Linked DNA regions of Homo sapiens: region 1 is linked to region 2. A link is a contact called in ENCODE Hi-C or POLR2A ChIA-PET data. All regions are on one chromosome and are shown on one strand. Each heading gives the region's core, a stretch centred on a gene start or an enhancer-like site at or near the end of the contact. The rest is flanking DNA. Distances are from core to core; before and after follow the strand shown.

Region 1 (4,391 bases), core at 511-3,010, 240 kb after region 2:
CATTTAAATTACCTTTCTGCCAAAAGTTCATTGTATAAGTTTGCTTTTGCACATAAATTGTCAAACCAAACAGGAAGGCTTTAAAACCTGAAATGCTCAAAAATAACACAAAGCAACATGCATTATTTAGGCCACTTTACCCATATGCTGCAAAAAGGCATGTTGTTACAAGGAAGATTAAAATTGCATTTGCCAGGCAAATGCTTCCAAATACTGTAATTCCCACTAATGCATATGATAAGCCAGATGATTTGAAGATTTAAAACCTGCCAATAACTTTTCCTGTAAGTTATTACCATGTGTCTGAGAGAAAGGAAAACACAAAAGAAAGAAAGAAATGAATTCATTAACTTTAAGAACAAAAACCACCACTGTTACAGTATAGGACTACACATTAGAAATAAATTTGATGTATTTCTGTAATGGATGTGCCACTAAGTCCTAGCTGCTCATTACAAAGTTTCAGATAGGACTGCCAGGCAGTAAGGAACACAAGCTCTCTAAAACATGGGTCAGTTTGTTTGTTTACTTTTAGCTCACAAAGGCAAAATTTACTTCTTATTGTCCTACTATGATTCTATGCAAGTCACTACATCTAAAATAATTATTGCAATATAAAAGTGGCTCTAAAAACAGCAAATATCAATTTTCTTTTGGTCCTTGATACTTTTTCAATTATGAGAGTGAAAACATTTTATTTTCTTGTTCTTGTATGTAACATTAGAGATTTTCAAAGTAATTATTCAATGTTTCTTGGAAAATACTTATACTAATACATTTCATTATATCTTTTTTTAATCCCATCTGAAGTAGCAATAACAATACTAGCTACCATTTATTAAATGGCTACCATCAAGCTTTATGTAATTCTTTTAACAACTCTTTGTCAGGATAGCAATGACATCATTTTATGGATAAATCTGAGACTTAAGAGGTTAAATTACCACAGCTGAGAAGAGCCCAGATTCAAACCTGGGCTGACTCTAAATCCTATTACAGTATACCCCTATACATCCCAAGTATAAATGTAAATAATAGTATTAAAACATATCCTCAAAAGTATGTTTAAACAAAGATTTTAAAACCAGACAGATGTTTGTCAGATGCACCTATTTATGAACAGCCAGCTGTATAAAAACCACTACTGCCCCCTGTGAACACCACCCCAAAACAGTCATATCTTCCCCACTCTCTGAAACACAAACTAGCAAAATAGAACAGAAGCATCGGTTAGTACTGTAAGGAGATGAAAAAGATGTAGTAAATAAAATAAATCTGACAGAATACACATGATAATCTCAACTGGTAGTAAGTGCCTTATAAACCAATTTACCTGAATTCCTTTAAGTCCACATAAGAAATAGTTGTGCCACAAAGGCTTGGTTTTATCAATCTGGATGTTATTAGCACTAGTACTGAAGTCCCTGCGAAGACAAAAGACACCATTAATTTAAAATCTGTAGGCCTTGAGCTGCAAAATCAATGGATGACTGCTGCCATCTTGTGCCAACACAGCGATACTGACTCTCCTTTACCTTTTATGTTCAAACTGTGTGTCTACAGCAAAACATCTCCAGCTGCTAAGAGTTAAGAGAGGAAGTTGCAGTGGCCTTAGTGACTAAACTACCTCCAACTGACCCTTTTTATTTCCTGAAACACAGAGGAAACAATATATTTCAGAGTAATCTACAACTATTTTCTCTTTCATGTTGGTCCTTGTTAAACTGGTGTAAACCACATGAATGCTTATCCTCTGGGCCTGCTGTTTGGCACACCCCCAAACTGAAACAAGAGTACTCAAAGCCATCTCTGCCACCCATCCAATTTTACCATCTGCACAATTTAAGAAAAAAAAACAAATAAACAAAATGATGATTTTGATGCATAATCAATTTAACAAAATAAGATTCCATGAGTCTATACTAATGTAAGTTAACAAATGAATACAAAGCTAAATGAAGAGGAAAGAAAAACTCTTTATTATGGTAAAATGCTAACTAATAGATATAGAAGGAATGATGTGAATAGAAAAGTCACTACATGGTAAACTGTATGATAATTTGTTTCAGGAAACAATCATCAATGGACTGTTAAACTTAATAAACTGGCTAAACTGGGCTAAACTTAGTAAAAATGTGATGAGAAGCAAGATATTTACAGTATTTCCCCACCAGACACTTATGAACTACAATGGAAAAACATAGTATCTGGGCCAGGCGCAGCAGCTCACACCTCTAATCTCAGCACTTTGGGAGGCCAAGGCAGGCGGATCACAAGTTCAGGAGTTCGAGACAAGCCTGGCCAATATGGTGAAACCCTGTCTCTACTAAAAACACAAAAATTATCTGGGTGTGGTGGTGGGAGCCTGTAGTCCCAGCTACTCAGGAGGCTGAGGCAGAAGAATCGCTTGAACCCGGGAGGTAGAGGTTGCAGTGAGCTGAGATCGTGCCACTGCACCCCAGCCTGGGCGACAGAGCAAGATTCCGTCTCAAAAAAAAAAAAAAGTATCTGATATGGTTTGGCTGTGTCCCCACTCAAATCTCATCTTGAATTGTAGCTCCCATAATTCTCACACGTTGTGGGAGGGACCTGATGGTAGGTAACTGAATCATGGGGGGTGGATCTTTCTTGTGCTTTTGTCATGATAGTGAATAAGTCTCATGGGATCCGCTGGTTTTACAAAGGGGAGTTCCCCTGCACATGCTCTCTTTGCCCGCTGCCATGTAAGATGTGACTTTGCTCCTCATTTGCTTTCTGCCATGATTGTGAGGCTTCCCCCGCCATATGGAACTGTGAGTCAATTAAACCTCTTTCCTTTATAATTACCCAGCCTAGGGTTTTTCTCTATTAACAGCATGAAATATAGCATCTTTATGGTAGAAAGATCTGACAGATGCCACCTTAATCAAATGATCAAAATTAACACCACCAGTAAAGGGATGTTTTGTGCCTCCTTGATACAATATACTAAGCATACATCCATGGAATGTGGGATTTCCTTATGCTATTCTTGTGTCTTCTTTGAAAGTCAAAAAAAATACTTCAAAATGAAAAATAGGCAGATAAATAAATAGGCTCCTAAAATCAGCCGAAGGACAATGTATGTGAAATGGGAGAATCAATTAAAGAGGAGGAAATGAAGCAAAATTCCCCATATTGACTGAGTGCTCTAATATAACTGACTAAATATCTACTATATGCCAATCATTGTAATAGATGCCTTCCATGGATTATTTTAACTCAATAACATGGATACATTATCTCTTTTAAAATATATTAAGTGGCTAACCACTTAAGCATACAAAGCATGCATGGGAATATAAAGGTAAAAGGCAGAAGGCTTGCCTTTTAAAAGTTCACAATCTAGCCAAGATGACATGAACATAAATAACTACCAAACAGTAATGGCACGTGATAATAATACTGGGTGGCATACGTGGCTGAGAGAGTATTATTTCTAAAAGTCCGCATTTGATAGAGAGAGGACGTCTTCCTGGAGGCTCAAAGAGGTTTAGCTGCTTTCCAAAAATGCGTAGTCTGACTTCAGCTCATCAGAATTTTACTCTACTGTCACTCACAGAAGTTGAAAATATGTTGCTCACCATCAACAAGAGGTCACACAATTTGAAAGCAGATACAGTTATGTTAGCATATCTGACAGGTTCTATTCCTAGTTAAAAGGACATCTTGAAAGTCACTAAGAAAAGAAAAACAGAAAGAGATTTTGAGAGGGGAATATGAACAGAGGGGGTAGGCAGGTATGAGGAGAAAAAGAGGAGGATAGTTGCACATATGTAGGAAGCTACATGAGCAACGTTCCAGAAAGAACTGTGATATAATTTGGATTTGCATCCCTGCCCAAATCTCATGCCAAGTTGTGATTCCCCAGTGTTGGAGGTGGGACCTGGTGGGAGGTGACTGGATCATGGGGGTGGATTTCCCCCTTTGGTATTGTTTTCATGATAGAGCTCTCACTAGATCTGGTTATTTAAAAAGTCTGTGGCACTTCCCACCTCTCTCTCTTCCTCCTGGCTCTGGCCATGTAGACATGCCTGCTTCCCCTTTGCCTTCCACCATGCTTGTAAGTTTCCTGAGGCCTCCCTAGCCATGCTTCCTGTACACCTGTAGAATTGTGAGTCAATTAAACCTCTTTTCCTTATAAATCACTCAGTCTCAGGTATTTCTTTATAGCAGTGCAAGAATGAACTAATATGGAAAATTGGTAACAAGGACAGGGGCATTGGTATAAAGATACCTGAAAATGTGAATTTGCATTTGGAACTGGGTAACAGGTAGAGGTTGGACCAATTTGGAGGGCTGAGAAAAAGACAGGAAGATGAGGAAAATTTGTAACTTCCTAGAGACTTGTTGAACGGTTGCTTTGAAAATCC
Region 2 (4,454 bases), core at 765-3,264:
CATGATTTTTGAAAAAATACATTTTAAAATGACCTCATACAGCATGTGTAGAATTAAAAGTGAGTTAAATAAATATATGTTGAAATATAAATGTTATAACATCAAAGATGACAAAATCTAGTTTTGGAATCTAATCATTAAAATTCTTTCTATGCTTTAAAAAAATTAGCTCACTTATTTTTACAATTTCTTTGGTTTCCAAATGTTGAAATAAGAGAAATAGTTTTATTCTTCTATTTGTAAATAGTGCTCCATAAATAAAATATTGCTGGGGTAGAGAGTCATTATACCCCTCCAAAACGTGAGACCAACTCCAATATGATTGTCACAATATTTTCTGTAACATACAAGTTATTTAACAAGTATTTACTGAGTGTTTATTGCCAGACCCATTCTTGGCACTAGGACTGTAGTGATCTGAAGAAAATTATCTAAAAGTTAACTGTAAATTGTCAAATATACATCAATTTAAAAAATAAAAGCGAATTTTGGAGTTATTTTATGCTTCTAATAACTTATATTTAACTCAATGTTCTTTATACTTTCTCTTGTTAACCAATGGTTTGTTAAGGTTATAAATTTAGCAGCATATGACAATGAATGAACTTATTTATATAATAGTGAACATCATCATGACTTCATTAAATGACAAAAGGATGAGTTAACTAAACTGTGAGTAAATCTGTCTCATCTTTCTAAATTCCTGGCATTCATATTTGATATGTTTGTGGAGGCACTCAAACCATTCTTTTCTAAATTGAAAAAATACAAAAATGTTTTTAAAAAATATTCAGTTGAAAAAAGATTACAGTATGCCTTTAGTTAAATTAATCCCCCAAGTACCTTTGGAAACATGAGTGGTCCACATACAATTGCTTAAGAAATGGTGAGTTTTAATTCAGCCACTTTAATTCTGTTTATAATTTGGCATGGAATAAATCACAAATAACTGATACATGAGTATATTAAAATGTATGGTACCCAAAAAATTAGATACTCCTTTCTCTTATTTGTCATTAGCAAATTTGGGAAATGTCTTCATCTGTAATGTCATGTAACTTTTCCATCTACTATTTATCATTACATCTGTGCTTTTTTTCTACCCATTTGAAGTTACACGTTTTGATTCTAGCCCTTTTCTTATGAGGCATAATAAGCTTTCTATTCTCTTCTTGTCATATCTTTGCCCCTTAAGTCTTCAAGCTTATGACAGTATAATGTCATTCATTGTGATGTTCATTCCTTCAATCATATGTACGCATTTTTCTCCCCAACTTTCTGAGCAAAGACTTTTAATTGTTCCCAACTTTTATTCTCTCCTTTTTCCATAGCAATAGAATTTTTAGCTGACTGCACAAAATAAACTTTCCATTTCCCAGTCTTTTTTGCAGCTTAATGTGGCCATGTGACCAAGTTTTAGCTGATGCGATTTAACTGAAGTGTCCTATGGCAACTTCCAAAAGTCTTCCATAAAAGGTACCCAGCAGAAGCCCTTTATGCTCACTTTTAATCACTTTATTCCACCTTCCTGCTGGAATTTGGATTCTACCTTGGGTTATGAGAACAAAGAGATTATGGAACGGTGAGCTAAATGGACTTGGAAACTTCCAGATGTTTTTGTGGAGCAGAGTTGTCACTCCTCCAGATGTTTATTGCATGGAGAAATAAACAATTTTTTAAGCCAAACTGAATCTTAACTAATGCACCCCAATTTCACTTTACTTCAAATGCGTTCTTCATAAAATGTACATAAAACTCCAGGAGCCTATTTTTTCAGTTATTCTAAGCTAACAGCCAGAAAGACAAGTCTTATTTTCAACACTGTTGTTAATGGCCAGGTGTTTACTTTCACAGCTTTTTTTTTTTTTTCACTTCTAAAGTCATGAGATAAAACTAGAAGAAAAAATGAAAACAACACCTGTGCTGTCATGTCTTTCACTTTCTTATCCAGAACTTCACTGTCACGAGGGATTCCAAGTTTCTTCCGGTGCTGTCATTTATTCCTGCATGTGTCAGCATTTAGTTAGCTTGATACGTCTTTTCTGGCTGCCCTTTAGATCTTGATACACGTGTCAGGAAGACCACAGCTCCCCACTCAGCAAACTGTCAAACCTGTGTTCAGCTGCTTCCTAGCCAAGAAATTACCTAATGTCAGCTAGCTTTTCTGGATGCTCATTATTGTTACATAAAGCATGAGATGCTGTTGTCACTCTCAAAAAGACCAGATTCGCCATTCTTGATTAGAAAATCATAACTTTCCATTTTTGAATAAAACAAGTCATTGATTACTTAACTATGTTCAGTACTCTACATATCTGTCATCTTTCTTCTGTATATAAATTCATTACATTTGCCATATTATTATTATTATTATTATTATTATTATTATTATTATTATTATTATTTTGAGATAGAGTCTCACTCTGTAGCTCAGGCTATAGTGCAGTGGCGCCATCTAGGTGCACTACAACCTCCGCCTCTCAGGTTCAAGCAATTCTCCTCCTTCAGCCTCCTGAGTAGCTGTAATTACAGGTTGTGCCACCACACCAGCTAATTTTTGTATTTTTAGTAGAGGAGGGGTTTTGCCATGTTAGCCAGGCTAGTCTCGAACTCCTGACCTAGGTGATCCACCCACCTCGGCCTCCCAAAGTGCTGGGATTACAGGCACGAGTCACTGTATCCGGCCTCACATTTGCCATATTCTTAATGATGGTTTGGATTCCCTAGCCTCTTTAGAATTTTTCTTCTTGGCTTCCTTTCTGAATTAGTTTTTCTACTCCCTTTAAAAGTACTTATCTTTTCTAATAAGCTGTAGCATAGAAAAGAGTATCAACAAGACTTTTCACTTTCACATCTACTCAAGAAAAACAGTTTATATTATACATGAATTGGTAACCATCTCAGGCACAAGATGTGGAACAAACACAACAAATATGTTCCAGGTGGGCTGCAGTAGTTCCCTTGGTGTCCTTACATCCTGGAATTTCTCCCAGCAAGCTGTTTGAGTTCTTGGATGTATTTCTTTTCATTCTTTCTAGATGACACCCTTGTCACTGCATTTCTACTTCATTGATCTTCTAGAAAGTGATACATAATACTGGAATGTACCACCTTAATGTCAAACTTCAGCAAATATGATAGATCACAAATACTCATTTATACTTAACAGCAATGATCCAAATTATTTCTATCACATTTACACATTCCTCTTGCTATGCCCATTTTTTCAACTTCCAGGCCCAATGGATGTTGAGGCTAAAGCAAAAGAAGTTAGAGAAGTCAAATATCATTTCAAACACAGGTCATTTTGAGAATTAAGGTATCATAAAAGTTAAGGGGATGCTATTTTTACTAGGTGGGAGTGATAATGTGTTGGAGTTTTTATGAAGATATTAAGTTTGAAGTGATAGTGGTTTTGTATATACTTGTCCTAAATTTGGCATAAGAAAATCACTTTGTGATCTAGATCCACAGTGAAATTGTAGCTGTACTAGATATGTAGGATCAACAGAATTGCTTATTGGTAATAAAAAAGAAATTTGCTCAGCACCAAAAAATTTCATATCTGACTTTTTAAAATATAGTGATAATGATAGTGTTTTAATTTTAAAAATATTTAATATGTACTCAGTGTTCCCAGTGTTAAAGAATTATAAGGTGCCACTTAAAGTATTCTCACATGTGGTTTTTCTATCCCTGTCTTCCTCTTTAATTTACAATCTACAGTAACATTTTAGAATTCCATCATTTTCCACGCTTTGATCATAATACCGTGGTCTTCAAAAGATGGAGCAACATTAGAATGTCCCATTTTGATTATGGTTGTATGCAGGGCTTAAATTTTACCAGAGAATTAAGAAATATGTTAAAGCATAGCTACCATTTCTATTTAATGCCATCCTCTAATGAAAAGATGGAATCATTAAACTCTTAATTGTACTGTGAAGGTGAGAATTCTTTGGTTTGATGTGGATTTACATTTTCTCCATTCTCTTTATCACCATTTCTCATTTTGAGTTTGCTTATCATTATGACTTCTTAGAGTCGTAAAAAATTGAAAGATAATGACAATATGTTTCAGCCAGTAGCTTCTCAATCTCATTACTGCTATTATCAATCACTTTTAAAGGCATAACTTAGTTGTAACCAGTGTCTTGATAATGAAGATTATTTCATTCTCTGACAACTGCTAATTAGTTCTTGCAAATGAAGTTCCTTGGCTACTTTTTGTCTGCCTTATAGTAAAATCAAGGAATTTAAGTAAATACTTTATTGAATTATTTCAATTCAATACTTTATTGAAGCAACACCTAATAATTTAATTCATAAGCCACTGTTTTGGCCTTGACTACAGAAATAAATTTTTCTTGTTCTGACTCTAAGAAAGGGAGTAAAAATTGTGCCATGAAAAGCCAAGTGATTTGTTGGTCTGAGATTTCAGAATGAAGTAAAGA

What was found. Hi-C counts contacts between places; a loop is a spot of excess contacts on that map. ChIA-PET counts read pairs that join two places held with the same protein, here RNA polymerase II (POLR2A). Pooled maps may share reads with other maps.
Region 1: a pooled map shows a loop between it and region 2 (6-fold over the local background). The contact joins two enhancer-like sites. A Hi-C loop is called at or near these places in 6 of 50 pooled maps. POLR2A ChIA-PET finds 5 or more read pairs at or near these places in 2 of 52 experiments (Panc1 and activated T-cell).

What each region holds. Positions count from the first base shown.
Region 1 is chr15:49,232,884-49,237,274 of GRCh38, reverse strand. It overlaps GALK2 (galactokinase 2), which reads right to left. Exons shown (of 10, transcript NM_002044.4): 4 at 1,334-1,424. Among named protein-coding and RNA genes, the nearest start is that of GALK2, 65 kb to the right of the region's middle. RefSeq lists an enhancer at 4,357-4,391. Within about 2 kb of position 1,760, at least 6 of the 41 ENCODE cell types and tissues checked have a DNase peak (open chromatin) inside an H3K27ac peak, as active enhancers do.
Region 2 is chr15:49,469,436-49,473,889 of GRCh38, reverse strand. The region is part of intron 11 of FAM227B (family with sequence similarity 227 member B); the gene reads left to right. All of the region lies in intron 2 of FGF7 (fibroblast growth factor 7), which reads right to left. Among named protein-coding and RNA genes, the nearest start is that of FGF7, 48 kb to the right of the region's middle. RefSeq lists an enhancer at 1,782-1,831. Within about 2 kb of position 2,014, at least 2 of the 41 ENCODE cell types and tissues checked have a DNase peak (open chromatin) inside an H3K27ac peak, as active enhancers do.